Regions from separate parts of the Mus musculus genome. Here all the other regions are linked to region 1. The links are chromatin loops, found by intact Hi-C in ENCODE. Cell type or tissue: heart. All regions are shown on one strand. Each heading gives the region's core, and the rest is flanking DNA. Links, peaks and the distances in the headings are about the cores only.

The links. A loop is a pair of places that touch in the nucleus more often than their neighbours do. Peaks named below come from ENCODE experiments on the same cell type or tissue, not always from the same donor. Only the 100,000 strongest peaks of a DNase experiment are listed, where the experiment ranks them.
Region 2: a loop joins it to region 1, with 7 times the contacts of the local background. A loop is called at or near these places in 7 of 42 quality-filtered maps.
Region 3: a loop joins it to region 1, with 14 times the contacts of the local background. A loop is called at or near these places in 17 of 42 quality-filtered maps.

Annotation. Positions count from the first base shown.
Region 1 is chrX:58,486,209-58,497,081 of GRCm38, reverse strand. No RefSeq gene overlaps it. Among named protein-coding and RNA genes, the nearest start is that of Gm25851, 130 kb to the right of the region's middle. In heart, for the core only: a CTCF peak has its summit at 6,022; no DNase peak of the experiment used is centred there.
Region 2 is chrX:57,919,049-57,929,921 of GRCm38, reverse strand. No RefSeq gene overlaps it. Among named protein-coding and RNA genes, the nearest start is that of Gm39517, 60 kb to the right of the region's middle. In heart, for the core only: a CTCF peak has its summit at 5,891 (motif pointing left); no DNase peak of the experiment used is centred there; H3K4me3 peaks cover 1,513 bases; H3K27me3 peaks cover 2,456 bases.
Region 3 is chrX:57,425,867-57,436,739 of GRCm38, reverse strand. It overlaps Gm364 (predicted gene 364), which reads right to left. Exons shown (of 17, transcript NM_001128625.2): 8 at 3,452-3,531; 9 at 222-330. Among named protein-coding and RNA genes, the nearest start is that of Gm364, 22 kb to the right of the region's middle. In heart, for the core only: a CTCF peak has its summit at 4,954 (motif pointing left); no DNase peak of the experiment used is centred there.

The DNA of each region.
Region 1 (10,873 bases), core at 1,901-9,900:
AGACAGAGTTGGCAGGTAAAAAAAAAAATTCTCTGCCACTGTGGATACTTTCCCTTATTTTTCGAGTTTGGGCTTGGTAGCATAATCTAACTTTCAGAACAGTTTTATTACTCCCAGGTATATTTCTTTGTATAAGTTCTAGGAACAACCCCTCTAGGATTCTGCTAGGATTTTGTTCTTGAAAGAGCATAAAAGGATAGTGTGATAAACTATAGCCAATGCCCCTGCATAGTGCTCTCTCTCTCTCTCTCTCTCTCTCTCTCTCTCTCTCTCTCTGAATCCATTATGGATTTCTCTTCTCTACTAAGAGCAACTCTGCCAGTCTAGATGGTTTATCAGTGTTTTGATCCAGACTCCATCTTTGAATGACACACTAGCCTTCTCCAGGCATTAGCTAGTTCATGTTTCCATCAGTCTTCAGTGTTGGTGTTTTCTCTTAGGTTTGTTGTCATTGTGATAAGCACTATGACTAAAACCAATTGGGGGAGGTGAAAGATTCATTTCAGGATCTACAGTACAGTTCATCATAAAGGGAAGTCAGGGCATAAACTCAAGGAAGGTGACTGAAGTCAGGAACCAAAGCAGAGACCGTGACTCTTTCAGTTGATTTTTCTCATACACTTAAACAACACTTGTACAGGGATGCTACTGACCACAGTGGGCTAGGCCTTCTCCACACCAATCATTATTCAAGAAAATCCCCTATAGTCTTGCCCATAGTTTAGTGTTATGGCAGCATTTTCTTAATTGAGGTTCCCTCTTTTCATATGACCCCAATTTGTGTCACACTGACAAAAAACGAACCAACACAACAACATAGCACAATTCTAAGAGATGAACAGGTGGATCATCTGGGTCTCACATGTATTCTTCCACATCTACATTTTGTAACAATATCCTACCTCCTCTCCTGCTGACCCCTGTCCAAAGAATGAATCTCCCCCCACCCCCCACTGTTGATTCCTGGTACAGAACTCCAATGTGCACAGGTATCAGTTGTAGTTTTAGTACAATGTGACTCTTGTACTACAAATAAAATACAATTAAAATAAAAATTTCAATGTTTTCCCCTCAGGGATAGAAAAACTACCCCAAACTCATACAGAAATAGAAAAGTCCAAAAATCTAAAGGAATCTTGAACCAAAATTATAAAGCAGGAGACCTCACACTGCCCAATTTCAAAGTATACTACAAAGTTATAATTATAGACACAGCATGGTGGTGCAGGAATAAAAACAGACACAAAGTCCAATGGAACAGAGAGAAGAACATGCACACATTTTTTGTCAATTTATTTTCAACTAAAATGTCAAAAACACATAATGGGGAAAGGAGACTATTTTTGATAAAGATACTGTGTAGACACATTCAGAAGAATAAAACTTGATCCTTATCTCTCAGTATATAGAAATGTCTATTAAAAATGGGTAACTTCAGAGACAAAGTTTGGAGTGGAGATGAAAGGATGGACCATCCAGAAACTGCCCCACCCGGGGATCCATCCCATAATCAGCCACCAAACACAGACATTATTGCATATGCCAGCAAGATTTTTCTGCAAGTACCCTGATATAGCTGTCTCTTGTGAGGCTATGCCAGTGCCTGGCAAATACAGAAGTGGATGCTCATAGTCATCTTTGGATGGAACACAGGGCCCCCAATGGAGGAGCTAGAGAAAGTACCCAAAGAGCAGCAGGGGTCTGCAACCCTATAGGTGGAACAACAATATGAACTTACCAGTACCCCCCTCCCCCGAGCTCATGTCTTTAGCTGCATATGTTGCAGAAGATGGCCTAGTTGGCCATCACTGGGAAGAGAGGCCCGTTGGTCTTGCAAACCTTTATATGCCCCAGTACAGGGGAATGCCAGGGCCAAGAAGTGGGAGTGGGTGGGTAGGGGAGCAGGGCAGGGGGAGAGTATAGGGAACTTTTGGGATAGCATTTGAAATGTAAATGAAAAAAATATTTAATAAAAATTTAAAAAAAGAAAATAAATATCTAAAAAAAATGGGTAACTCCTAACTGGAAGATCTGAAATAATTACACTGCTCAAAGAAAGGAGATATATCCATGTCATTTGATGGAGCAGCAATTTTTACAAATACTCAAAAAAAAAAAAACACCAGACAATAAAAACAAATATAGACATTTGAGATTACATCAAACTAAAAACCTTTTACAACAAAAAGAAAAGAATCAAAAGTATGAACAGACATATAGATAGGAAAGAAATATATGGAAGACTGTTACTAATAACCAGAAAGTATAAATTAGTACTATAATGTCATATCACCTCACTCCAGTAAAAATGACTGTTATCAAAAATACAAAAGGTAGGGGCCAAAGAGATGGCTTAGTAGTTAAAGGTCCTGAGTTCAGTTCCCGGCAACCGCATGGTAGCTCACAACCATCTGCAATGGGATCCGAAATCCCCTTCTTAGGTGTCTGAAGACAGCTACAGTGTGCTCATATACATAAAATAAGCAATTCTTTGAAAAAAGGCAAAAGGTGTGCTGACCCATGCTAGTAATCCTAGAACCTGGAAGGACAGGCAGATCTCTATGAATTCAAAGCCAGCCTGTCTACATAGTGAGTTTGATACCAGCTAAGGCTGCAGAGTGAAACCCTGTTTCAAAAATAAAATGAAGAAATACAAATAACAATAGGTATTAGTCAAGATGTGAGGAAAACGGAATTGTTTTACATTCTTTGTGGATTAGTACAGCCATATAGAAAATACTATGAGAAGTTTCTGTTCTTGTTTACTTGAAATGCAAAAATATATTCCATGTTTGGATACAGGTTGAAAAGAAATGAATTGGTATTATTTAAGAGATAATTGCTCTCACATGTTCACTCCATTGCTATTTATGATAATCAAGTTACAAAATCAAATTATGGATAAAGAGAGAAAATGTATTATGTATACATAGTAAAATAGTAGTCAGACACATGAGCAGAGATATTCTATGGTTGTGACAGCAAGGATGAACATGGAGGACATTAATTGAAATAATCTTGGTCCAGAAAGACAAATACATATAAGTTCTCTGATTGACACCTGCATGTTGTTTTAGTTAGGGTGTCATTGCTGTGAAGGGACACCATGACCAAGGCAACTTTTATAAATGACATTTAATAGAGGCTGGCTTACAGTTTCAGAGGTTTAGTCTATTATCATCATGGTAGGAAGCATGGAATCTTCCAGGCAGTCATGGCGCTAGAGAAGGAGGTGAGAGTTCTACATCTTTATTTGAAGGCAACAAGGAGAAACTATTTTCCAGACAGCTAGAAGGAGGGTCTCAAAGCTCACCCCCACAGCAACATGTTTCCTGTAATAAGGCCACACTTACTCCAAAAAGGCCACACCTACAAATAGTGCCATTCGCTGGACCAAGCATATTCAAACACCACATATGCCATGGCATGACCTTGCCGTGTGTGTGTGTGTGTGTGTGTGTGTGTGTGTGTGTGTGTGTTATGCTAGGCTCCTGTCTAAAAGCATTATAGACTATCATTAATAGTGTCAGGAATTGGTTCTTGCCCATGGAATGGGTCTCAACTTGGGCCAGTTATTTATTGGTCAGCCACTCCCTCTGTCTCTGCACTTGTATTTATATTTTTACAAATATATAAATATATAATAGTAATAATAATCATCATCAAAGAAAAAGAGACTATGAATGCAAAGAGAGCCCAAGGAAGGGAGCTATGGAAGGACTTGAAAGCAAGAGTGGAAGGAAGGAAAATTATATAGTTATACTTTAATTAAAACATATATTCAGGGGCTGGAAGATGGCCCCTGAATAAATCATATTTATTAACACACACACACATACACACACATATATGTTAATTTAAAAACATTTTTTATTTCGTGAACATTTTGCCTGTGTGTACTGTGAGTCCCTGGTGCCCACTGAGGCCAAAAGAAGTGATTGTAAGCTACAATGTGTATGTTGGGAATTGAACTCAGGTCACCTCATGAGCAGCTAATGCTTTCAACCACTGAGCCATCTTCCAGCCCCTGAATATATGTTTTAATTAAAGCACACTATCATCACTTGACCAAATTATTCTTTGTATTTGTATTTGATCATTCAATGTTGCTTTTAAAGTTTATATTTTCTGCTGATTTGTAATATGTGACAGAAGATACTATTTACGTTTCATATTTGTTCTGAAGATCCCGCCCATTTGACCCTGGTCTTAATCTTGTGAACTTGACCTTGTCTAATTTTCTCCTTCAGGCTTTTGACTTGCCCTTGTTGCAACATCCATATACATTTTAGCCTTTAGCTGTTTTGTTCTAAATATGGAATGGATGACTAGGTTCATGTATATGATCTGTTTATAAGAATATCTTCAAATGATGTTGTCCCTCAATATTTTTGAGTTTCTCTTACAAATCTTAATCATGACCTCTTCATCCTTCATCAGATATTCGTAAAATCCACCCCCTAATGTGATTATAAGAGGATGAAGAAAACAAGTTAGTGTATTTATAGTGAAATAATATGGAGAACAATTTCTTGAAATCCTCGTGGTTGATAGTATATATTGAGCAATGCATTTTTATGCCTATATCTTACATAAGTGACACTAGTCCCATAGCTCAGACTCTGAGGGTGAGAAATCCTGACTACTCCTCTCACATTGATGCTTATAATGACTGTATCTACCTGCCTTCTGGTTTTCGTGTTGTGGAGAAGCCTCTGCATTATCTCTTAAGTAATGGGCATTCCTGCAGAAGCATAAAGTTTAGATGAGGCCAGGATTCTAGATTTTTGGAGCAGGCTGGGGAAATGTTTTAGTGGGTAAAGGTACTAGCCATACAAACCTAGCAAACTAGGTTTGATCCTGGGAATCTAAGAAAAAAGCCTGCTGCTGTGGTGCTCATCTTTAATCCCAGCATTGCTAGGACATTATGGGAGGAAGAAACAGGTAAAATAGTGGGGATACTGAAATCCCAAGTCAACTAGCCTGGAGTGTGTAGCATAGCAACATTAATAAAAGAGAACATTCCCAAAAAGTGAAGGAAAAGAATCAACTTCAGATAGTTGTCATCTGATATTTATACATGAGTCATAGCATGCATATATGTGTGCATACACACACACACACACACACACACACACACACGCACATGCACCTACGCACACATACATGCAGGGACATGCACTCACAAACACATGCACATACACTCATTCATACATACACGCACACACATGCACACATACTGTTTTGTTTTGTTTTCGTTTTTTGACACAGGGTTTCTCTGTGTAGCCCTGGCTGTCCTGGAACTCACTCTGTAGACCAGGCTGGCCTCAAACTCAGAAATCTGCCTGCCTCTGCCTCCCAAGTGCTGGAATTAAAGGCGTGCATCACCACTGCCCAGTGATAATTAATTCTTAAAGCTTGTAAATAGTGTATCAACCCAGACTTCCCATCCTGAGAATATGGTGTGGATCTTGATGAAGTCTGTGACTGAAGGAAAATTTTCTAGAACTGTCAGCCATGACCTGTGAGGAACAGTCCAGTGTCTGCAGAATGTGACAGAAGAGGATCGTTGACTTCTATACCTCCACTAACCCCTCACAATCATCCTGAAGCATGCTAATGTTTGAAAATAACAGCCCTGGAGATCAACTCTGTATTTGCCTCCATTCTCATTAAAGTCCGTCTGTCTATGGGAATTCCAAGGAAGGAATGATGATCAAATGAAATTTTTAGAATGGAGATACCTTTGGCTTTAAATAACATTCAAGTAATGAAAATCAAGTTTTAAGAGAGTAAAAATTACTTGAATTATACATGGAATTAGAATTTTGTTCACTAAGCAAGTATTGAAAGGACATTTTGTGATAAACCCTTATTCTCTAACATATTACAAAAGCTGAACAGGATGTGCACTATCTGAAGGTGTTATTTTAACAGCATATACAGTATCCTGTAGCAGAAATCACCCACATTTCCAGTGTTTGGATTTTGTCATCCTGCTGTTATACTTTTTTTGTCCACTAGTGGACACTGTTGCGCTTTTAAAGCTAGTTTTGATAATGATAAGGAGGCAAAAGACGGCATGAATGGAAAAGTAAAATCAAAATTAACATATTCACAGTCTTTCTACAATATGCTTATTTATTCAGCATATAACAAGCTAATAATTGTTTATGTCAATCATACTTAGAATAACAAAGTTAGAAACAGCTAAACTTACATTACTCCTGAAGATTATCTTTACAGCAGGGGAGCACTGCTTGATGGCTAATCACAAACCTAAACAACAAAACAGTGTTCTGTTCCTAAGAGAAATAACATGATTTCTCTTCATGAAAAGTTATTTCCCACTTTCCGTTCCTATTTTTTCAAATGTCTTTGTTCACTTTGAGAATACTGTCAACATTTCTTCAAGGTTTAACCAAATATGAAAAACAGAGAATGATAAGCTATCATTAAAAGGTGTACCTGGGATAATATTTGGGCGACAAAATACAGTGATTGGATTTTAACTAAAATATAATTTACTATAGGGAATTAAATTCTGAACTTAGAGATTTAAGAACTTCTGTCAGGATCATTTATTCTCGGATCTATTATGATATGAAGTCAGTAATTATTTTGAAATATTTCAGGAAGGATTTTTAATAAAAAAGACTATGTTTTATACAATAAAACCCAGGAATTAATGCCATTCTTAACTTTTTTGGTGCTGCCTGACTTTGGGCAAGTTGCTGGCCTTCTCTGGTCTGCCCCTGCCTTATCTAAAAGAGTGCAAATAGATAACACCTTCTGAGTATGTTTATTATGAGGAAGTGCTAAGTAGTGTAAAGAAAGGGTCTGGAAAAGTTTCTGGTTCAAAGAAGACTGTCAGCAAATATTCTTTTTATCTCTATCCCCTAAAGAATCTAAAGGCTGAAATGAAAAGGGTTGACATGTCACAAGAGTCATAGCTTTCAGATAAGTGTGGGAAACAACACTCAGATAGTTTGTTAGTTCTTCTTTCTCTATCTAGTACCTGAGTTCTTTGAAGGAGATTCTTAGTGTGTTTTTTTATCACTGTTAGATTCCTAGTTCCTGACAAACACATGGTCTATATAATAAACAATAACAGAAGAATGACTTTCAAAGTTCATAGTTAGAATAGTACTGTACACAAGATTAGTACATGCCACACATGCACAGGCAACAAGGAAATGAGTAATTCTCAAGGAAATGGGTTTGAATTCTAGCTCTATATAAGATCCTCAAGGAAATCATGAAATTTTAGGGACATTTTAAGATCAAGGAAACAAACTTTGAATCCTTATTGGTAGAAACTTAAGGGGCATCAACTAAATGGTAGATGAAGTCTAGTTAGTAAAGTTTTTAAATGAAGATTCTTCGGTACCTACTGCCAGGCTGATAAGAGTCCAAAGTCATGCTTGGCACCCAGTTTGTCTTTCACCTTTTTGTCCTGGTAGAATAGGGAGCTGAATGACTTTTTCTTTGCAACTGTCTATCCTGCTTTTAGACAAACAGGGAAAGTCTAGAATACATTTTTCGCATGTTTCTTGCATACAACTCAGCAATCATTCATATTTGAAGGTGAATGGTGGGCCATCACCTATAGGGAACAATTCATATTTGATGAATGAATATGCCACTTGATCTTAAAAACACAGTTTAATTCATGTAGCATGTTATGAAGATGGAGAAATATTTCCAGATGTCTTAAACCTGACAACTATATATAGGGACTTGCTTGGCCGTACTCAACAAGGCTCTCTGTCAGTTCTAGATCACCAGTCCACTAGGTATCCATATGAAAGTCAAAGGCCAAGAAAGCTTAGAGTGAGATAGGATTTCCTGCCAATCTGCAGACTCAATCATGTTTGAACACAACCTACAAACATCCTGTAGAGGCTGGCAATATCACATTAATCATGCCACGTTTTAGAAATGTAAGCTTGGCCAATATCTTAATATCATGTTCTTAGATTCTGTCATTCCCTACCCTCATGTCTCCCATATATTAGCCAAATGTGCCTTACTGCTATTGGTCTTGAGTATCATGCTAGTATATGGTGATCACAAGAACTATTATGCTCCTGTGTGCATGAGAGAGGGAGGATAAACTGATTCTCCATGACTCACTTATAAAAGGTTTCATCTCTACTTTTTGCAAAGTTTAATTAAACTCTTTCCATGTTTTCCCCCGTGACAAATGCTTGATTCTCTACCAAACAGAAAGCCATATCTCAAAAAGACAATTTACTTTAATTGAACAGTATTTTGTGGTCCAAAAGAATTTAGACTAAAAGTTAAATGAATCTGGCTTATATTCTATGCTCCTCTACTGTCTGTCTAGATCTACAACTATGAGCATCAGTTATTTTGTTTACAAAATAAGACTGACAATACCTGCCATATCTATACGACTTATGGCAGGCTGTAGAAAAGGAATTTGAGTGTCTACTTTACCTAGAAACCTCAGCAAAGGTCCCTTCCCAATCCCAGAAGTACTTTGCTGACTTCTTTTCCATTGTAACTACACCAAAGTGGGTCATCACATCATCTCTGTGTTCTTTTTGTAAGTGTTATGCTTTAGTGTCCTGTGCTACAAAATCCCTTGGTGGACACACTAAACTTCGTAAGGGCCATCACCTCCTTTGTTAGGACATCTGAGAGCTTAGTACTCACTGCAAAGTAAAGATGAAATATGAATCCTAGACCAAAGAGCCATCTAAGAAGATTCTAGGATCCTGTTATTCAAAGTATAATGCATTCAGTGGATACCTATCCAAACGTGACAGTTATGGCACTATGTCCATAGACGACATACTGATGCAAGAGCTTGTGAACTCTGAAGGACTTCACCCTTATCCAGAGCCCATGATCTTGTCCAGAATGATCCTAGACCACATGATTCCAATTCTAGAATGTCTTGGCTTTCTATATTTCCACCTATAATATCTTCAATTTATACCAGGTTCAGTAGGGCATAACCTCATCAGAACTAGAGGGAAAACTACATTTCAGTCAGGAATCACACTCTGTTTATTAGGTGTTTGGAACTCTTCTGGGTGCTTTTCCTGAGTTCATTCACTGAATGCTCATTCCAACCCTCTGAGTAGGTACTATTATTCTTAAAGAAATCACATAGTTATTAGGTAATTGAGACAAGATTCCAACCTAATGCATTTTTTTTCTTGCAGTCTTCATTACTACATTATGTTCCACTATATCTCACTATTAAGTTGACCTCCAAGCTCAGCTTTACCATGAATGTGGAATGTAACTTTCTTTCATGTGTATGTATCCCTTGGCACTTGATCCCATATAATTTTCTTAATGGATACTACTAGTATTACTTACTGAACCACACAAGACCTTAACTTCCACTTCCACCATCCTGATATTAGCCACCACTAGTCTCATGGTGATAACATTAACAATGATTACATCAATTATTTTGTTTTGAAAAGTATTTTAAAGATGAAATTCTTTTCTAGTGGTTTTCTGAGACAGGGTTTCTTTACATAGCCTTGTCTGTCTTGGAACTAGCTTTGTAGACCAGACTGGCCTTGAACTCACAGAGATCCACCTGCCTCTGCCTCCTGGGTGCTAGGCTTAAAAATGTTTACCACTACAGCCCAGCTAAAAATATAATTCTTGAGTGAACTGCTAGTTCTTGCTGCCAGGGTCAGAGTAACACTACTACAGTCTTAGGGTTGCGGCACCATGCTGGTTGCTGTGGTTCATAGGTGTCATGTCTGGGTAGAACTATTGGTTACGTCCCTCCTTCTGGTCCAATGAAAACTAGTCCTCATGGAGGAGGTTTTCAGGTCAGTCTCAGGTTTGGGAGTTTTCTGGTTTGGGAATCTGTGTCTAAAATGCATGGTGTATTCATCAATAGGGATCTACTTCCCACCTCTTGTGGCCAACCATGGGTAATAGCAATGGGTGGTTAAGTTTTGGGAGTCTCTTAAACAGCTTTGGTCAACAACTCAAAAGAAGGCTTCTCATACCTGGTATTGAACTTTTGTTATATGGTCTTTGGCTCTTAGAGAGAGCACTGTCAGCCCAAATGGGACAATTTCATTTAAACTATGCACAGGTGTTTATATATAGAATATCATGTGTTTATAGGGCTATTTTAGCTAGATAGTTAATAATATGGTGTATTATAATTTTCAGACATCCTTATTATTATAAGAATGTCTACCTTCTTTTGTACTTATATCCTGCCCTTCCCTGGCTAATTAGAGCCCCCATTTTTCCATCTCTCCATCAGATCACTTGTACTATTCCCCTCTCCATTGCTAGCTACCAAAATTCATACCCTTATCAATTTCCCATCTTACTCTCCTGGTTTATGCAGTTACTCCAAGATATGCACTGAAAGTGTGCCTGTAAAGGAAAGTGATGTCATGGAACTTGGAGGAGAGCCAGCTACTGCCACTTTACTGACTCATCAGAATCTTTAAATACACTATAAATAATTGTCCTTATTCTGAAAACAAGTGTCATTCCCACCCCTCATTGAGGAAGATTCTTTTTGCAACAAAGACTATTACAGAAACCCATAACAAATCAAAATGTAGTCCTGTCCCAACTGATACATCTACAACACAATTCCCACACCTAAGGTTCAGGGATCATGTGGAAGAAGGATCAGAAAGATTATGAGAGCCACAGGACCAGAGAATTTGCTCTTAGTGATGTCATAAGCCACATCTTAAAATTTCTCATCAACATGTCTACCTAAGCATGAGCTGGACAACTAGAACAAGAATAAACATGCTAATGTGGACAGGCAAAAAACATCTCAGGGGGCCTCAGTCCTAGACAAAGAGCAGGCTGTATGTATGTGTTTTAAGAATATATATTG
Region 2 (10,873 bases), core at 1,203-9,202, 570 kb after region 1:
GGTACACAAGCTGCACAAGAAAGATAAATGTAGAGGGTCCAAACTCATGGTGGAAGGGTGAGTCCAGTCTTTGTCATGCTTAACCAGAGGCCTGAGAGAGCAATAGCTATGCCGGTTTACAAGACTATCTTCAATACCTAGGAAAGTGTATCATAGGGTTCAATAAATGATACTTAAAATGAAATCCATTGAATCAATACTTCTCCCTTCCATTGGCTCAGCAGAAAACCTACTTGCAATGAATATGCACTAAATAAATAAGTGAATGGGAAACAGCTACTTAGGAAAGGAGGCACCATCTTACTTCCCTAACTATCCAGTTCAGTTTTACCCTGAGTATGTGATGTGGCCTACTTGACACTGCGTACTGGGACTTAGGGATGGCTAGGACACAGGCCGTGTTTTCAAACTACTCATTATCTCCTAGAGATGCAATACAGAGAAGTGTGGAAGTAATGACCAGGTGCTTTCAATTCATTTGAGTTTGAAAGACATCTGTTACTCTTACTGAAGAAGGATGCATTGGAAAGGCAGGTGTGGCTTGGCAAAGCATCTACTAACACTCTTCTTAACCCCATAACAGCCTGGACATATTCTCAGAAATCCTGACAGCTAGAAAATTAATCTTATCAAACATCTTACTTTATTTGTTTGTAGGCACCAGTATTTGAGTTTTTGAAAATAAAATCTGCCTCAAATATATAACCAGATGTCAAAGGGATGCAAATGTCATAAAGATCCTTTACTTTGGTTTGAGGTTCAATAAAATTAACACTTGTTCAAGTAATCCATGAAAGGAATTGAGGACCCTAGCTAAGGACAAGAATATCTCTAGAAATAGAGGGGAGAGGGAAGATTTGTATATATTGATTAGAACTTAGACTTGGAATACAGACCCTTAATTTCTTTTGTGTTGTAGTTGGTTGGTTTACCTTGTTTAAGATAAGGTATCACTATGGAGCCCTGGCTGGCCTGAAACTCTAGATAAATCTGGACTCAAAATTGTAGTAATCCTCTTACTTTTGCCTCCTAACTTTTGGGATTATGGACATGTGTTACCCTGCCCAGCTAGACTCTTAGGTCTAAAGTTATTTTTGTTATTGTGGTATCCACCACAACGAGAGAAATTAGGATTCTAGAATGGACCTATGCAACAATGGATAAACTAGGTGGAATGGCAAATGTTGAGGTCCATGGATGTGGTTCATCCCATAGACATGTTTTGTTTGTTGTCACAGCCAAATAGAAACCAAAAAAGTTGGGTCAAGAGTGGTGAGATGGCTCAGTGGTAAAAGCAGTTGTCACTAAGCCTGACAACCTGAGTTTGCTCCCCAGGACCCATATGATGTAAGAAGAACACTGAGTCCTGTGGGTTGTCTTCTGACCTCCACAGAGACAATGTGGTATGAATGCATGAGCACATTTGTACACACCCAGACACACACAAACAAGTAACCAACTAAGTACATAAAATAACAACAATAATAAATAAACAAACAAAAGCACTTTCATACATTTAGCAAGAATGAGCCCTGTGATTTGCCACAGCTTCCACTGTTCCCTATTACCTCCCTCGCTCGCCCACTAACTCAGGTTTCCTGTTACCTGCTTGACCTTGAATAAGTATTTGGGTTTTAGATCCTTATTCTATGGGGGTTTTCTTCTAGTTTCATAGCTAGAGAAGCAATGCTTCAGACTGGTGCTATACAACCTTTACACTTGGTGGCAGGGCATTTGTAAGTGCCAAGAGGTTAGCAAATGTTGGGGTTCAGGAGCTGTAGCTGTGCTGCTGTCCTGGCTGGGATGAATATACAGGTTAGGATGTTGTCCTCCAGAGAACTGGAGCTTTCTGTCTGTAAACTGAATTCTTTCTCACTACCAGGCCATTCAAAGTGTGTTACCATTTGGTTCTGTTTTCTGTTCTGGTCCTGGGGATGGGATTCAGTGCTCTCTAACTCAGCTGTATCTCCACCATCGGCATGCTCAAAGTAAAAGAGAACCCCCACCCCATACATACAATGAAGCTGACATTGTAGTCATCAAGGACTGGGAAGGTTATTTACTTATTTATTTTTATTCTCTCTCTCTCTCTCTCTCTCTCCCTCTCTCTGTCCCTCCCCCTCCCTCCCTCCCTCCCTCCCTCCCTCCCTCCCTCGAAACTGGAGAAGCAATATACTCAAGTTGCCTGAAGGGCAGGAAGCAGGAGCAAACTAAAGAGCAAGGGGTGGGGATGAGGCTCAGCCACAGAGTGTTTGCCTACCATACGAAAGGTCCCGAGTTTCAATTTTAGCACAAAAAAAAAAAAAAAAAAAAAAAAGGAGCTCAGAGTTTAATGAACAATAGTAAGGAGGAAAAGGAAAGAGACAACAAAAACCAAAACCAACGAACAAAACAACAAAAAAACCCACTTAGGTGGGACATGATAGCGGAGCGCCAGCTCTGCCCCTTCCTGGTCATAGGCTCAGACCATAGGAAGTTGCCTAGAATAACTATTTGGCCCAACCTCGTTACTCTACAGAAGGAAAGGATGCCAGAAACACATGGCTTGCTCAAGGTACACAGGCATTTGCTAAGCTAAATGTTAAATTAAGTAAGACCTTAAGTTCTCTTTTACCATGCAATGGCAGGTAGGCCTATTAAGGATCATTCAATCCTGGCTCTGTTTTCCATAGTCAGTGAATTGTAGTATATCAGGGTATGAAGGACATTCATTCATTCAACAGTAAGCACCCACTGAAACAAACGTAATGGCCAAAAGTTCCTGCTACTAAGCCTGATGACCTGAGTTTGATCTCCAGAGCCCACATGGTATAAGAAATAAACCAACTCCAGCAAGCTGTTTTCTATACGTGCACCATGGCATGCGCATGCCCATGCACACACAGTAAACAAATGCATTGGAAAGAAAGTTGCTCCCCCTAAAACTCCATAAGCTCCTATTATGCATCAAGCATTGTGCTTAATTCTAGGGACCCAATATTCAAGAAAACATGTTCTAAGGCTAGGCTCAGAATATGGACTGGCAACTGTCAAGTGTCTCATTCAGGCACTGCTTTCCAATAAATTAGAATTTGAGTAGCAAACCCAAATTGCTTGTATCATTTTTATTTTTCTGGTAGCTCCAATTAAAAAAGAGTGACAAGAAACATCTGAAATTAATTTTAATAATATATTGAATTAACTGAGTAGAGAGTTAAAACATTATCAGTTCCACATGTAACCAACATAAAATAGTTAATGAGATATTTAGAGTTCTCTTTTGGTTACAAGCGTTGAACATGCAATATGCATTTTCCAATTACAGCACACCTCAGTTGACACTAGCCACATCTTAAGTGTCCAATAGTCACATGTGACCAATGACTTTGATACTAGACACTATAGGTTCAAGGTAAATAACAATAGTTGTCCACTAACACCTAGCTTTGTCAAACACTAGGCCAATTTCCCCGTAGCCTCTTAATTTATAAATTCACAGCTTGTGAACATAACCGTGATATCTCATGTCACTTTGTGCTGCTATGAGAAAATACCCAAGACTCAGTAATTTATAAAATTAAAAATGTAATCTTTCTCAGTTCTGGAGGCAAAGTTCAGGCGGTTAGAGCCAGGTGTCTCAGCTTCCAAGAGGAAGCCTTCAATTCAGTGCGCTCTGAAGAGGAGGAAAATCTAGGGGCTGAGGGTGGGGGAGGAGATGGAGCAGGAGAGGGCCAACTGACTCCTCAGAGGCCTTTTAGAGCAGTACCAGCTTAGCCAGCTCCTCAAAAGTCTCCGCCTCTCAGAATGATTGCACTGGGGACAAGGTTCCTTTCAATTTTATTTTAGACATAATTATTTTTATTTTATGTGTATGGGTGTTTTGCCTGGATGTATGGTCTTTACGTGTTTACAGTGCCTCCTGAAGCCAGAAAGAAGGTGTCAGAACCCCTTGCTTGGCACTAGAGTTATAGTAGGGGCTTGGGAGCTGCTGCCGTGTGGGTACTGGGAATTAAACTCAGCAATCAGTGTTCTTCACACCTTAGCCACCCCCCCATGCCCTTTTAGGCCCTGTTTTAAACATTTTTGATAGTTTTCAGATAGTGCACTAGGAGATGGGTATCTTTGTGACATTTTCATTCATCTGTCATTATGCTTTGTGATTACTGCCTCCTTCATGTTCCTCCTGCCATCGTCTCTTCTTACTGGTTTCCTTCACCCCAAATAGTCCCCTCTTCTGCTTTCGTCTCTCAAATATTTCATTACCCTCCATCTGTTTAGACTTCTTCCTCCCTTCTCGTAGGCCCTGTTCTATGCCCTACACACAAGCGTGCAGCATCCTATCCCCAATACTTAACTGTAACGTGCAGGCTCGGGCAGAGGTGCTTATTTAAATCATTGAAACTGTGAAGCAAGTTGATAGAAACAGAGATAGGTGGGTTCCAGAATACATGACATCTTTTAATTTTTTATTAGTTGCTATTATTATATGTGAGAGGCAAACATAATGTTGTGTGCATGTCATGACACACATACAGAGGTCAAGGGACAGCTCTGTGAAGTCAGGTCTCCTTCTGCCTTTACTTTGGTTCCAAGGACTGAACTCAGGCCGTCAGGCTTGTATTACAGCGTGGACTTTACTTGCTGAGCCAAGCTTCCCAGCCCCAAAATACAGGCTATCTTAAGCCTTTGGCGATGTCCTGAATTTAACTATTTGTAACATGTCCTAAGTCACTTTAGCCAGTAATCAAGAGGACCAGTATCCACAACAGCTTTGCTATTATTGGTGTTAGAAGCTCCATGCCAATTAAAGAGGGAAAAACCAAAATCGGGGAGGCTCCGTTTTTCCTGGTAAACAAGTCTAGATAGTACCTAGAAGCCCAGTTCAAGCGTCTGCTTCAGGACACTAAATTATTTCAAATTAGCTCATCAGAGGAAAACCAGAATTTTAATGTAGGTTCACAAGATCTAAGGAACACAAATGAATCAACAAAGAAACAGTGGCATCTGTTAATCTGAAGGGTTTTAAGGTCTTCAATCTTAGCCTAGGACAATGCTATCAGTATAGTAACTTTAGAATTAGGGTCTTATCCTGGACCTTCAATCCCCTTCGTATGAAAAGGACCTTTGTATCTGGCTTTTATTTTCTTCAACTATTTCTGCTTATTTGCTGCCAGTGTTCACGGAGAGGCTCTTGGCATCTGTCATTTCCTACCAAGCAAGATCAGTATCATTCGCAGAGCATAACAGACAGCACAAAACAACATCACCAAGTGACTTGCTACCTGCCTGCCTTCTTGTGTGAGAAGGATACGTTTTAAGAACCCACCATTTTGAGATTTCGGAATACATTCTAAGTGGGCTCACATTTCGTTCTGTTCCCAGGGTTAAAGATAATCTTAGTTCTATTTTTTTTCTTCCTTCAACTCATTGAGGAGGAAGTGATTTGCCTAATTGCTTACTACAATGGGAAGCGTCTGAAGTCATGTCTAGTATGCAGAGCATTTCCAGGTATTTCCTGGTTTTGAAAAGTCCCACGTGTTTCGTGGTGTTATGGCTAGACAACAGATCTTAGGTCCTTGCTCCAGTGGATATTTTGACCTTAATCTCTCATATCAGTTAAGACAAGAATTTGTAAGGTCTGTTTGTTTGTTTTGTTTTGTTTTGTTTTGTTTTTCTTTTTTGAAGGCTACCATACTTTTCCAGGTCAGGGAATTTCGTGAGCATAAAACATAGTGTGTCTCTGCTTTCTCTTTTTATGATCACATATAGTCAAGAAAAAATTATTCTCATTCCTCAACTCATGTTGGGTCCCAATTCCAGTATGATTATGTCTACCATTCCAGTCCTACCTATGTGTCACCTCCAAATCTGAAAATAGGGTTTGACAGTGACGAGTGTGCCCTCTGCTGACCGGATGTCTCCTCTGCAGTCATGGCCACAAAATCCACTGCCTCAGTTACCTGACAGAACCATTAAACAGAGAGGAGACATGGATACCAGCTCTTGCAAAGCGTCACCTCCAATGCCCTTCATCCGTCCTTATAATAAGAAAATTCTGTTGTTTTCACTCTAGAAGTTTTCAAGTTGTGAATTTCTACCAATTTAGCCACAAAAGTACATTTCTAGTACTTACCAGTCTCCCACCTGACAAAAAGCTATACCGTATAAACAGCACTGTCAGAGCACGCTATAATTCAGCACAATAACAAGCTTTTAAAGCAGGGTTTTAAAAGAACTCTTTTTCTGGGAGCATGAAAAGTAATTAGAAATACATTTTGAGTCCTTCCTAGATCCTCGGCTCTCCTGGGGTATGCTTTAGGATGCGTCACTTTTCTCACACGCCTCCTCCCCCCCACCCCCGCCCCCACCAGAGCTGCCGTGTGAGCCTGTGTCTCATTCTCAAGTCTTTTCAGCTGGAGGCCTCCTGCGCCTTCCCAGCTTTCTACCCGGGCCTCTCCCTTCCCACTCCTTTTCTTTCCGTCTTTCTTTCTTCCCTGCCGGAGATCAAGAGAGGCACCTCCAAGGTTACATGCAACCCCACAGGAAGAGACCTTGGCTGGGATACTGGAGTATATTTGCCACCTGCAGAGAAGTGCAGCCACCAGAGGGACAAACACCAACCCACTTGAAAGCCTTCAGTTCTTGGGCCTATTTGCCTATGGGATCAGGGTAGGGTGGGGGTGGGCTGCAATGTCATGGCTGTCTTCACACGTTCTCAAACCATCTCGTGGGAGGAGACCGACCCACAGTTTGCCTTGAAGTTCTAACTCTGTGAATTTTGGATTCTCCTCCAAAGTTCAGGCTTTGAGAGGTCAGGAAAGCGATCCTGACTCCCTGGGGGTTGGGAGGAGCAAACGCCTGTGGATAAGATTCAGATTGAGGCAGGACAAGGACCAGAAGGATCACCCGAAGTACCCAGTATGATGGAATAAACCCAGGACCAGCCAGAGAGAAGCTCTAGAATGCTTCTGAAAACTGAATACTTCCGAATAAACAGACCCTGAATATTCATTCAACCCTAAGACGGGGAAAGAAGGGTTCCCAGTGTCACAGTACCAACTACCAAGTGGCCAGGGACCACTACTTTGAACCCCTGGCGTTGTTGGGGGTTGGGGGGGGGCACTGCTTCCAAACCTAAGAAAGGAGACTACAGAGTCCATGTTAGGAATTTTGAGGATGAACCAAGCTTCAAGAGTGGTGGTGAATCCAGAAAACGTTAACTACATTCTCGATTACCTGCTCAAGTCAGAGTCTGGTTTATGCTTATTTAGAAGCTGGGAAAAGATCGTCTGGAAAAAGGTTAGCATCATTTGGTTTGGTGAGGAAACAGGGTAGATTATACAAAGGGGCTGTTGGGAATGAGGAGGAGGGAGAAGGGGTTGGGCGGGTGGGTGTTGGTGGCTGGGGCTTCGTTCTGAATTAGAACTTCTGTCTCTGGGGTTTTCAAGGACAGTTAGAGGAGAAACCGGACTCCCCTGCAACTCCAAGGACTGGCTTGTAAACTTAGTACAGTTGTTCCTTGGTTAGAGGTTTCATACGTTTGGTGAGCACATTTGGCAACCTACGCGCGAGGGGAGGGGGGTAGATAGGGAGCTATGGGCGGAGAGTCAATGTGTGCCCGCGGGGTGGGGGTGCCGCTAAGTCCTGGTGTGGCTATACGCATGAATCGTGCCCAAGCATTTTGTGCCACCCCCACCCGTTTTTAACAGATGTTTCTGAAAGGTCCCTGGGGGAATTTCAGGTCCACTTTCCTCATAGGAAACCTGAAGTGTCTGGAGCTCTGAGAACTGTGCCGCACCCCCATCTCCCAGGCTTGTTTGGGTTTGCGATAGGTTTCTTTCTGTTGCCGGCTCCCCACCTGCGCCAGATCCGCTTCCCACCCTTGCCGCTCCATCCTCCTGGCCCTACAGGAGCTAGAGTTGTCCCAGACCTCAACTTGAACCAAAACCCCGTGCCCCTTCGCCCTCACTACCTGTATTTCTGGATTCTCCAGAACCCTAGGCTGGCCGCTATGAATGTGTTGTGTGGCTCAGTGTTGATGCAATACAATGGCACCGTGAACGCGGAAAAATAAATAGAAGGACAGGGCATATGACTCTCCGTAGTGAAGTCTTCGAATAAATAAGAGGCTGAGTTTTCACTGTTGAATGTAAATTCCTTTGAAGTGGAACTAATCATTTCAAGATAGTTCACGTTGTCCTAACAACGCGGGTGAATGGCAAGGACCCTTCTTTTTGTTAAAGATATGTTTTCTTTCTTTCAGTCAAAACTGATGATGATACCCCTTTCACGCTCTGTCCTCCAGGATCGTAAATCTCCACTCCCAGCTACCCAACCAAACCATACTTTCAGAAGCCAAGGCCCCGCGGGTGACCGCTTTCAGGAGCGACTCGAGTGCACTAGTTTCACGTCCACTTGTCCCCTGCCAACCCCCAGTGGGTCCCGGCACTAGAAGCCCACTGGGGTCCACTTCCCGGCCGTAGGGGGCGCTGCGTCCAGGGAACTGCGGAGGAGCCAGACTGCGCTGGCAGCTGCCTACTGGATGGGAAAAGTTCTGGGACACACAGATTGCAATTAAACACCAGCAGGATAGATATGGTGACTCCCACACCTTCCAAGTCCCTTGTTAGTGTTTCCCTAGCCTCGGGAATGTGAAAACTTGCAGAAAAGCTGTGTTCTTCTAGCCTGCACTTATAAAGTAGCCAATGCTTACTTACTCTGGGGAGAAAAGGTCACTCCCAAACAATCCAGTCCAGCCAAACCGTTCAGATTTTAACTTTTTTCTCCCAACGGGAGCTTCCTTTAACAATCCCGAAAACCGTTGCGGCCCGTGCCCCTGGCCTCCCCGCCTAAAGGCTTGTAGCCTGCCCCTCTTTCGACGTCCTGGGACCTCGAGGCCACGGTTTATGCCCCCAAAGAAGGGGGCGGGCTGAATTTCCGCGGCCTAAGAAAGTACTCTGGAGGTGAACAAAAGTTACTTCTAGTTCACCTACTCAGAGAAGTGGAGGTGTGGGGAGAGCGCTCCAAAGAGCGCCGTGAGCCCACTCTTGGACCCTAGGGATGCTAAACCTAGGACTCGGGTGGGTAGCTGGCTTCCCCGTGGGTAGCTCTCATTCTTCAGCCCACCGAAACAAACAAACAAACAAACAAAACCAAAAAAACAAAACCAAAAAACGAGCAAAAGTGAAATGCTTCGGCAAACGAAAGTAACTGATCCGAACAGTGACAGGATTAGGTCGGCGCTGGACCGGTCCCTAGAGGAGCGGGGTGAGCGGAGTCTCTCCAAAGAAACTGGGCACTTGGTTCCCAGCTTCAGTCAGGGCCAGGATTGGATTCCTGGAGGCCTAGCCCAAGCTTCACTCATTCCCTTTTTCGACGCTCTAGAGCACTATCCTGTGACAAGTGAAGGGGATTCCTAAATTCTCATTTATTCCCTTTGCGTCGCGTCTTGCGTCTGTAGAAAAGAACAAGGCCCTGGTCCGGGTCCTAATGTGGACCCTTAGCATTTGCTTGGGTTTTAAGCTCTTCTCTGCATTGCGGAGGCGGTGTGTGTGTGTGTGTGTGTGTGTGTGTGTGTGTGTGTTTTCAGAGGCAGTTTGCTCCTGACTAGAGATCTTTTAATACATGAAGCCCGTGCAGCCTTAATAAAGCCAGCGAACCAGGATGGGAGGGCCATCCCTCGCTCCCCCCCCACCCCCCCACTCCCCGCGGTCTAGGTGGCGTCCTACTGCCTGGCCCAGTCAGCACCGCCGCTCTTGCCCCGCTGTACGTACCTTGCCAACAAAGAGAATCTAATTTAGTGGACCCTCAGGATGTCAGTCAGGGGAAACAACTTGGAGAGAGTTCACCAGCTGGGCTACTCCGACGAAGTTGGAGCCGGTCTTTGGCTTAGCTTGTGTTCTGATTACAGAAGCGACTGCTTCTTTCTTTGAAACAAAACGAAACAAAGATTCAAAACTCGACTGCAAGACGTTCTGCTGCTAACTCCGAGAAATGAACTGGGCCCTGCAGCTGCTTCTACGCTGTCCTTTTATGTCCCATACTCAGAGTTATCCTGTAAAATATTTGGATGGCTTTCGGGATTAGCGTTGTTTTTGTTTGTTTGTTTGTTTGTTTATTATTTATTTATTTTATTCTTTCCTTCTTCACAAGAGCCAGATTGGTCAATGGGTCTGGGTAGCTATGGCATTCCTGCTATAGCTCCCAAATGCCCTTCCTGCCTCACTTTCTGCATCTCTTAAGGTATGAGAGACCAAGTAACTTCCCACTCATTGATTAGTGAAAGAAAACTAGTGTTTAATGAAATACAGTGTTGGCAGCACACAGTAGGTGTTCAAAAGGACCTTCTTTATTTCCATACTTTAGGTCCTGAACCTCTGACTCACACACTTGGATGATCAAAAGGAGTGAGGGAAAAAAAGCCCGCTTGAGTGCCAAAGGTGTTTCAATTCTTGCTTGCAGCGTGAGTTTAGGGCTCCAAGTCCAGAATCTCTGGATACGGGTAGTGCTACTAGTTACTTCAGCTTAGGGGCAGCAGTTTGGGGCCATTCCTCCCCGCCTAGCCTCCCAGCCTCTAGAGTTAAGGCCTGAGAATGGGTTTAAGGGAGGTCTCCTAGTTCATCTGGGAGACCCTGGGGCAGCGTTTTGCAACTTGAGTAGACAGGTGGGCGGCCGGTCTACTGTCTCTCCCCGCAGGCCACTGCCCAAGTCTGCACGCTTCAGGCAGTGGGGGCCCGAATTTAGAGCCACTGCTTGTACTCCATTTGGCCCCTTAGGGAGGCTAGCAGCCCTCGGCTGGGTGGAGCTACCCTAGAGGCTCCTGCCTGCGGTCGCCTCTGCAGTGGAGGTAACATCTGTGCCCCCCCTCCGCCCCTCCCGCTTCCACCCTCCACAC
Region 3 (10,873 bases), core at 1,344-9,343, 1.1 Mb after region 1:
ATAACAAAAATAATTTTATTGTTGGGGGTCACCACAACATGAAAAACTATGAGAAGGGGTTACAGCATTACAAAGGTTGTGGATGGCTGATATAATATATAAAATTCTAGACAGCAGAAATGTGCTATAGTCAAGGTGCTATACTCTAAGTAGAAACTCGATAACTGATAACTAAGCAGAACACATATCAAGTTGAATCAAAATGTGCAGTTTTTACTTACAGAAATTTTTATACGGTTAAATTTGGCAATGTCTCTCCAGATACTCCTTAAGAGGAGGATAACCACCAGTCCACACAAGAAAAGTACCACAAAAAAGGAGTTGACAAGCCTAGAAATGTTCAGAAAGAAATAAGCAGTTAGGGTTGGCAAGGTGGCTCAGTAGGTACATGTGCCTGCCACCAGGACTGACAGCCTGGGTTTGATCCCTGAGACCCATATGGTTTCAGGAAGGAACTCATTCCTTCAAGTTGTTTGCTCTGTCTTTCCCTCTCTCTCTCCTTCTCTTCCCCCTTGTCTCTCTGTTTGTCTTTCTACACACACGTGTGTGTGCACACACAGAGGCACATGCACACAAGGACACACATGCACATTCACACTCTACACAAATGAATAAAAATGCCTGTGCTGGTTGGAATAAGAATGGCCCTGAAGGGCCCATATATTTGAATGTTTAGTCCTTAGTTAGTGGAAGAGTTAGGTGTTACCTTGTTACAGGAGGTGTGTCACTAGGAATGGGCTTTGAGTTTTGTTTTGTTTTTTCCTTCCAAGACAGGGTTTCTCTGTGTAGCTCTGACTGTCCTGGAACTTGTTCTGTAAACCAGGCTTGTCTTGAACTCACAGATATTCACCTGCCTCTCCGTCCCATGTGCTGGGTTTAAAGGTGTGTGCCACCACCACTGCCACTACCCAGTGGCTTTGAGGTTTTAAAAGCCCATGCTATGCCAAGTTTCTCCCTATCTGCCCCCAACTTGCTAAAAACGTCTAAGCTGTGGGTAACTGCTCCAGCGCCATGGCTGTCTGCCTGATGCCAGGCTCCCCAACGTGGGCTAACCCTCTAAAACTGGAAGCAAGCCTCCAAATAAATGTTTTCTTTATAAGTTGCTTTGGTCATGGTGTCTCCTCAAAACAATAGAAAAGCAACAAAGACAAATGAAATAAAATCCTTTTCAAAGAAAAAATGCTAAATATCTGTTTAATTGTGTTTTGTTTTGTTTTGTGGGTCTTTTGAGAAGAATCACCAACCACCTCGCAAAGGCTGTATGTATCCTAGTATGTATCCTTACTTCCAGCTTACTTTTATAGCTTTCTTCTGCCCTCCGTTGCCTTATTATAGAAAATGAGAGTTGTGGAGCAACTATTAAATATACACTTTGTTTCTTTTCTATATGATCTCCTAAGCTGTCAACTGTTCCTCTCTCGTCAGCTCTTTCTAACCACCCCGAGATCACTGTGGGATCAGTTTATGCATCTCTCAAACCCACACTGAAAGTGCTCTTTCCATGGTCAGATTTCCAATTATGTGGTTTGATCCACTGGAAGGTTCCTAAAGATTCGAGATCTTTTACTTGGAAGATACTTCAATGGAAGCATAATTTAAGCAGGGGCCTTTCTCCTTCATTAACCACGCGGAGACAAGAGTGGTACTCAGGATAAGAGGAACTAAAAGAACATTCTGTCAAATAAATGGATGCTCTCCGCCAGACATTATTTCCATACAGTCCACCCAGCAGTATAACCTGCTTTGATGAGGTGGTCAATTTGAGAGCTGTTTGTCAAGTTTGAACTGACCTGAAAACGTCTTCCCTACTGACTACCTTTCATTGTGCTAGAAGGTACTAGGCAAGTTTCTAGAAAGAAAAGTTTCAAAGATATACCTGCAGCCAACCCTGCATGCTCCAGTTACTGACCTGCCAAGTAATATGTGACCACTGGCAAGCTAGTGGCATGAAGATTATTGGAGCAACCAACTGCTTTTGGATTAGATTTGAGGCCTTCTCCACAGAAAGGAGTTTAGGGCTGGTGCTATACAGATAGTCAAAAGTCCATTAAGGCTAGAGAGGTCACAGGCCATGGATGGAGGGGAATTTAAATGACATGCTGTTAAACTGCCTTCTAAATGTTTATGTTTAAGTTCATAGATTAGTTCTGCCCTCAAACATGATCGAAGAAGCTTCTGTCGACAGTGGTCAGCAGTTAATCCAGAGGCTCATAACTAGCCAAAATGCTGAAAGTAACTGGCTATTGAGTGGCAAGCCTTAAATGGGACATCTATATCAACCCTTACCTCCAAGGGAACATCACAGAAGAGAAACAGAAAGACTGTAAGAGCCACGAGGTAGGGGCAAGTGCTGTGAAATGCTGTCTTTGAAACATAACATAGTCACGTACCAAAAACTCACTGTAGCTATGATTAACTACCCAAGATCAACAATATGAATCAGTCAACTTTTTATCAATCGGCACTAATTCTATTCAGTACGTTATTAGCATGCAAAAAAAAAAAAAGGAGAGGGGACATGTTATGGTGCCTAGGGGGAGAGATGGGGGGAGCTTGGAATGTGCATTATCAGGCCCATTGTTGGCATGTGTGAAACTTTCAAACAATAAAAGATAGTCTCCTTTTTAAAAGCTGCTGACTCATCATATTAAGTCTTTCAATAATCTCTTTCCAGTTTTCATGGCATTCCCACCTCCCACTACCTAGCAAATTGCAATGTTTTCTTACTCTTGGATTTGCTCAGACCATCTGAGCCCATAGACAGACAGTGTGTTCTATTTTGTTTGCTATCTGTCTCTTCCTCCTGCCTACCTTCTACTTTTTACACCATATTAGGTTGACCTATTTTCCGGCTACTGTCCTCCAACTGCTGAGATTACTAGTGTGTGTCACTATGGCCAACTCTGGTTTTCATCCATTGCATAAAGCTTACTTCCACTTATATCATGCCCACCACCACCCTCCATGTTGTCTACATGATGCTGTCCACAAGGAGAGACAGTATGTATGACATCACTGGCTCCTTTCCCTTCAGCATAAATAGTATATGTAAAACATATTTTCTTTTCATCAGATATGTTTAGAAGCTGAAGAGGAGAATGAGAGGGGAAACTGGCCCAAAAGAAATATCACTCAGTATCACCAGTAGTGATAAAATATCTTAACTTCAAAGTAAGTATCTTAACCCTGGGGGAAACAAACAGGAGGATCCAGAATTTAAAAGTACCCTTGGCTATACAGCAACTTCAAGGCAAAGCTGGGGTACATGAGACAGTCCCGAAGCAATAAGAACTAAAGGGTATTTAGAGGAGGAGACAACCAAGTAGTAGAGCCCCTGCCCTGTGTGTACAAGATCCCAGGCTCAATCTCCAGTGTGTCCTATCCCCAGCTAAAAATCACAGACAGTTATCAAGCCTCAAGCTACTTTGAGCATATTTCTTAAAGTGCTTACCTAATCCACTGAAGGCTGGTCTCGGCGGTACTGTCCAAATCATAATCCCCTTCCGAGGACCACTCAGTAGCTTTACTCTCCTACAATGAAATAGAAAACCAAATGACTGTGCCTGACCTTTGCTATGCAAGCATAAAGAAGCCTATTCTGCATGGAGTTTTGCCACTTCCAGCTTCATGGAATCACGACATCCGCCTTACATATGAAGCTTGCTTTCAACTAGGAACATTTAACCTCATGACACGAAAGAACTAGAAGGCAAAAGCAGATTGATCTCTGTGAGTTCAATGCCAGTCTAGTCTACATAGCAAGTTTGAGGGAAGCCAGGGCTATAGAGAAAGACGGCCCCAAAACCAAAAATGAAAAGATAAAAGTATGAACTAGGAAGAAAATTGCTGCTATCCAACAAAAACAGCATGTTTCTATTACTTTTTATGTAGTCCCACCAGATACTTGCCTTTTCCCTTTTATCCTGATATATTTCCATTTACACTGTAACCTTTTTTTTTTTTTTTTTTTGGTTTTCCGAGACAGGGTTTCTCTGTGTATCTCTGGCTGTCCTGGAACTCACTCTGTAGACCAGGCTGGCCTCAAACTCAGTGATCCACCTGCCTCTGCCTCCCAAGTGCTGGCATTAAAGGCGTGCGCCACCATGCCTCGCTTTTTTTTTTTTGTAACTTTTTATGATACTTGCAAAAATACATAAACTTTTATATAATGGCCACTGTAATATTTGTAAAATTAAATACCTACAACCAAAAATGCCCTTTGGGATTAAAATTAGGTAATGGCAATCTGTGCACTGCAAGAGATATGTCTATGAGACAGAACTGGTTTTAGAAAAGTAAGAAGTGCATATAGCAAAATTATTTCCAGCTGACAAGATGGCCCAGCAGGTGCTTGCAGCATAAACACAGGGCAAACTTGATTCCCATAACCCACAGACAAGAAGAGAATAGACTCTACAAAATTGTCCTCTGACCTACACACACATACACACACACACGCACACACAAACACACACTGAGCACACATAATAATATTGTTAATTTTTAAAAATCTTACCCCCACCAGAAAGTCATATACCTATATTACAGATGCAAACATTTTTTTTCTGGAAGGATAAATTAGAAAAAAATCATGTTATGCTTTCATAAAGAGAAATTAAGGATAATAGGATAAAGGTAGAGAATTTTCTTACACTTATTCTTTTTTTTTTACACTTATTCTTTATATACTATCTACAAATATACAGCCAGTCTCAATATTAAAAGACAACTTGTTTACTACAACTCAATTATTTGGCTCTTTACAATTTAGTGGTCATTCCCAGCTATATAGTTGAGTTCAAGGCAACCTGTACTACAGGAGACTCCATCTCAAAACAAACAAACAAACCAAAACCAAAAACAAAACAAAACAAAAAAATCGGGAAAAAAAAAATTTCAGCCAAAACATCAGCAGTGTTTAGCATCATTTTTGCACCAAATACTGCCATCTTCCGGAAACACTATGTCATGACATGTATTAGTCATCCCAAAGAAAAACTATCTAATATAAGGCACATGAGAAGAAAATGACAAATATAAAAAAATAGCTAAGTAACAGAGAACCTATTTTTGATCTGATTAAATTAATTAATTATTCTTGGCCTTTATTCCAAAGCATCAAAATCTTTTTGTAAACTAGCAATTCTTGTAAGAGATATGTCTATGAGACAGAATTGGCTTTAGGAAAGTGAGACGTGCATATAGCAAAATTATATTTTTCCAGCTGGCAAGATGGCAGCAGTGACAAAGTAATGAGGTGGAGACAAAGACTTCTTTATGCACAGTATAGTACCCCATGTGTTATAGTCAATAGAAATTATACAGAGACTGAATTTTGTAGGGGACCTGATCTTTAGACCAATGGTTTTCAACAGAAGCACAGTCTACAAGGCAGAGTAAAAATATGTAGCTGCTACTAGCGTTCATAAAGCCAGGCATCCTGCAGTTCACAGGAGATGTACATAACAGAAAAGGGAGAAGGACTGTGCTGTATCCCACACTGTCCAAATGCCCCACCCAAAATTCACGTAGGTAAGAAGCTGCTTATGACCCTTTGATTGTAGCTCTGCTTTAGAATATTTTATGTTTTCAGTACACATTAAATACTCCCACCCAAGAAGGCACTGTTTTAAGTAAACTGGGAGAAAAATAGTACTATACTTGTCTGGGAATGTTACCAAAATTTGTTGACATTTCAAGAAATCATAGCATTGGAAAATAGCAGTATTTGGGCCAAAAAATTTACATAATTTGCAATCTACCTATTATAACACTGACAATGATTGTACACATATATGCAAACATATAAAATGGATAAAATACATAAAGGGTATATTATTTTATTAATAGTTACTACTATTTCTCCTTAATGTTATTATGATGTTACACTAGTACTAGTTAAAATTAAATGCATAGACAAGTTTTGTTTTCTATTAACTATTAGTATTATGGTAGAATAGCATAGGGAGATTGCAGAACATTTGTTATTAAAGGACATCAATCTGACAGAGTTAAAAGCTGCTGACCCAATTTAAATTTAACTCCCTCATTTTATTAGAGGGAAACTGGGGTCCCAGGGAAGTGGGAGAATGAACTTCCTTGGAGTCACAAAATTAAGGCAGGCCAGACCGCAAATCTTCTGATTCTTCATCAGCTATTGCCCTATTCTATCTGAATGTCAAAACTGCACTTCCCAACAAAACAATGTTATAAGGCTAACAGGTGTAGTTCGGGGTTACAAAGCATGCCTACACACGCAAAGCCCCGAGTTCCATACTCCACACTGCAAAACAAACAAAACAGGCAGCTCTGTGATGTTGGTAGAGTCTCAGGCTAGCTCATAAGCAAAGCTTATTTAACTAGAATTTACAACCAAAAGAATACATCATTAGAATGTAACAAACACATCTTTGTTCAATAGTATGAAAACAGTAAGGCTCATATGTGCTCACAAACTGAAGCAGCAAGTACAGGGACTGCAGGGGGCTGCCACACGCCCTCTGCTTACATTATGGCTGATAGCTTGGTGGGTTTGTAGGACTCCTAACCGTGGGAACTGGACTCATTTATCTCTGACTCTTTTGTCTGCTCTTGGAATCCTTTTCTTCCTATGGGGTTGCCTTGTTCAGCCTCCGTATCAGGGTTTTTGTCATGCCTTATTGTACCTTGTTTTGTGGTGTTTGGTTGTTGTCTCTTGGAGGCCTGTTCCTTTCTGAAGAGAAAATGGAGGAGGAATGGATCTGGGGGCAAAGGAGACATAGGGGAGGGGAGGAACTGGGAGGAGTGGGGGTAAGGGAAACTGCACAGTATAAGAGAAGAATCTATTTTCAATAATTTTTTAAAGTAAGGGTTATTTTTATTCTGTTGCATTTTTAATTGTTTGGGAAGTTAATACAAGCATGTAACATAATTTTAAACAAATTCATCTCTCATCCCCTCCCGTCTAACTCTTGCCATATCCCCTACCACCTTTCTCTCCAAACTTCATTTAATTTCTCTCACTAAATGAACACTCTGTTAAAATAAGAGTACATGAATTGAAGTATTTGGGTTTTATTTTTTATTTTCAAATAGGCTCACACTATGTAGCTTAGGCTAGCCTCCAATTCATGATTGTCCTGCCTCAGACTTTTCAATGCTATAAAATAGTTTATAAAACAAAAGTATTATGAACACATGCATTTTAGACCAGCATTCAATGATTCATAATAGACACTCAATATCCATAATTCATAATAGAAAGTAATGAAGGTGACTTCATAAGAATTCAAATATTTGTCATAAAAATGGTGTTCAATCAAATAGTAATATAAATGATTCATCATTCCTTTTGAATAAATGTTTTATAAACTGTTTTGTATTATTTGAGAACATGTATCATTCTCTGAAGATATTAAACTACATTTACAAAGATTCTTAAATAAAAGGCGAAATAAGGTGGAGGCATGATGGCTCATAGGCTCATGCTGATGATCCCAACACTTAGGAGGCTAAAGCTGGAATCACACAAATTCGAGGCCACGCTGTGCTGCAGCATTAGATCCAGGGCAGTCTATCCAACATCATTTTTTTTAAATATTTGGACTATTTATTCCTTTTTTATTGGATATTTTCTTTATTTACATTTCAAATGTTATCCCCTTTCCTGGTTTCCCTCCCTCTGGAAACACCCTATCACATCCTCCCTCCCCTTGTTTCTATGAGGCTGTTCCTCCACCCACCCACCCACTCCTACCTCCCTGCCCTCGACTCCCCTTAGTCCTATAGAGGCATCTATCAAGCCTTCATAGGACCAAGGACCTCTCCTTCCACTGATGCATGGCAAGGCTGTCCTAAATATAGTAAAAGCAACATACAGCAAACCAATAGCCAACATCAAACTAAATGGAGAGAAAGTTGAAGCAATCCTACTAAAACCCAGGACAATTCAAGGCTGCCTACTCTTTCCCTATCTATTCAATATAGTATTTCAAGTTCAAGCTACAGCAATAAGACAACAAAAGGAGATCAAGAGGATGCAAATCGGAAAGGAAGAAGTCAAGATATCAATATTTGCAGATGATATGATAGTATATAACATCAACCCCAAAATTTCCACCAGATAACTCCTACAGCTGATAAACAACTTCAGCAAAGTGACTGGATATCAAATTAACTCAAACAAATCAGTAGCTTTCCTTTATACAAATGATAAATGGACTGAGAAAGAAATTAGGGAAATGACACCCTTCACAATAGTCACAAATAATCTAAAATATCTTGGTGTGACTCTAACTAAGGAACTGAAAGATCTGTATGATAAGAACTTCAAGTCTCTGAAGAAAGAAATTAAAGAAGACCTCAGAAGATGGAAAGATCTCCCAGGCTCATGTATCAGCAGTATTAACATAGTAAATATGGTTATCTTACCAAAAGTAATCTACAGATTCAAAGCAATCCCTATCAAAATTCCAACTCAATTCTTCACAGACATAGAAAGAACAATTTTCAAATTCATCTGGAATAACAAAAAAAAAGCAAAAACAAAAACAAAAAACCCAGGATAGTGAAAACTATTCTTAACGTGGTGGCACATGCCTTTAATCCCAGCACTTGGGAGGCAGAGAAAGGCAGATTTATGAGTTCAAGGCCAGCCTGGTCTACAGAGTGAGTTCCAGGACAGCCAGGGCTACACAGAGAAAACTTGTCTCAAAAACCCAAAAAAAAAAAAAAAAAAAAAAAAAAAGGAACTTCTAGGGGGCTTCCAGTTTCCTTCTGTGCCCTGGAGCTGATCCTGTGACACAGCACTCCATACCCAAATACAGTCAGGAAAAAGCTAGCCTCTCAGGAGTACCAACAAGCCCAAGAGGGACCCACTCAGAGTCATCAAGACAGGGGAAGCAAGGAATAGCTGGGGACAGTACCCTTCTGGTTTCCATCTACACCCCTGAGCTGACCCTGAGACACAGTTCTCCATACCCAAATTCATCCTGGAGTTAACTGGTCTACCAGGAGTACTGACACACAGGCTTATATGAGGGACAAGGCACAGTCAAAGACAGCAAGAGCAGCTAACACCAAAGATAAACAGATGGCAAGAGGCAAGGGTAAGAATATAAGTAGCAGAAACAAAGGCTATTTGGCATCATCAGAACCCAGTTCTCCCACCACAGCAAGCCCTGGATACCCCAACACACCAGAAAATCAAAACTCTGATTTAAAATCAAATATCATGATGATGATAGAGGATTTTAAAAGTGACATTAATAACTCCCTTTAAGAAATACAGGAGAACACATGTAAACAGGTAGAAGCCCTTAAAGACAAAACACAAAAATCACTTAAAGAGTTACAGGAAAACACAACCAAACAGGTGAAGGAATTGAACAAAACTATCTTGGATATAAAACTGGAAATAGAAACAATAAAGAAATCACAGCAGGGTGGTGTTGGCGCACGCCTTTAATCCCTGCACTTGGGAGGCAGAGGTAGGCGGATTTCTGAGTTCGAGGCCAGCCTGGTCTACAGAGTGAGTTCCAGGACACCCAGGACTATATAGAGAAACCCTGTCAACAACAACAATAAGAGAAAGAAAGAAGAGAGAGAAAGAAGAGAAAGAAAGAAAGAAAGAAAGAAAGAAAGAAAGGAAGGAAGGAAGGAAGGAAGGAAGGAAGGAAAGAAAAGGAAGGAAAGAAATAAAGAAAAGAAGTCACAAAGGGAGACAACCTGAGAAATAGAAAATCCAGGAAAGAGATCAGGAATCATAGATGCATCCATCACTAACAGAACACAACAAACAGAAGAGAGACTATCAGGTGCAGAAGATACCATAGAAAACATTGACACAACAGTGAAAGAAAATGAAAAATGCAAAAAGATCCTAACCCAGAACATCCAGGAAATCCAGGACACAATGAGACGACCAAACCTAAGGACAACAGGTATAGAAGAGAGTGAAGATTCTCAACTTAAAGGGCCAGTAAATATCATCAAGAAAATTATAGAAGAAAACTTCCCTAACATAAAGTAAGACTATGCTGGGGCCTAGCAAACACAGAAGTGGATGCTCACAGTCAGCTATTGGATGGATCACAGGGCCCCCAATGGAGGAGCTAGAGAAAGTACTCAAGGAGCTAAAGGGATCTGCAACCCTATAGGTGGAACAACATTATGAGCTAACCAGTATCCCAGAGCTCTTGACTCTAGCTGCATATGTATCAAAAGATGGCCTAGTCGGCCATCAGTGGAAAGAGGGGCCCATTGGTTGTGCAAACTTTATATACCTCAGTAACAGGGGAACGCCAGGGCCAAGAAGTGGGAGTGGGAGGGTGGGGGAGTGGGTGGGGGAGCGTGTGGGGGACTTTTGGGATAGCATTGGAAATGTAAATAAAATAAATACCTAATTAAAAAAACTGGGGTACAGAGATAAACGAATTCTCAACTGAGGAATTTCCAATGGCTGAGAAGCACCTAAAGAAATGTTCAACATCCTTAGTTATCAGGGAAATGCAAACCAAAACAACCCTGAGATTCCACCTCACATCAATCAGAATGGCTAAGATCAAAAACTCAGGTGACAGCAGATGCTGGCGAGGATGTGGAGAAAGAGGAACATTACTCCATCACTGGTGGGATTGCAAGCTGGTACAACCACTCTGGAAATCAGTTTGGTGGTTCCTCAGAAAGTTGGACATAGTACTACCTGAGGATCCAGCAATAGCTCTCCTGGGCATATACCAAGGACAAATGTTCCAACATATAACAAGGACAAATGCTCCACTATGTTCATAGCAGCCTTGTTTATAATAGCCAGAAGCTGAAAAGAACCCAGATGTCCCTCAACAGAGAAATGGATACAGAAAATGAGGTACATTTACATAATGGAGTACTACTT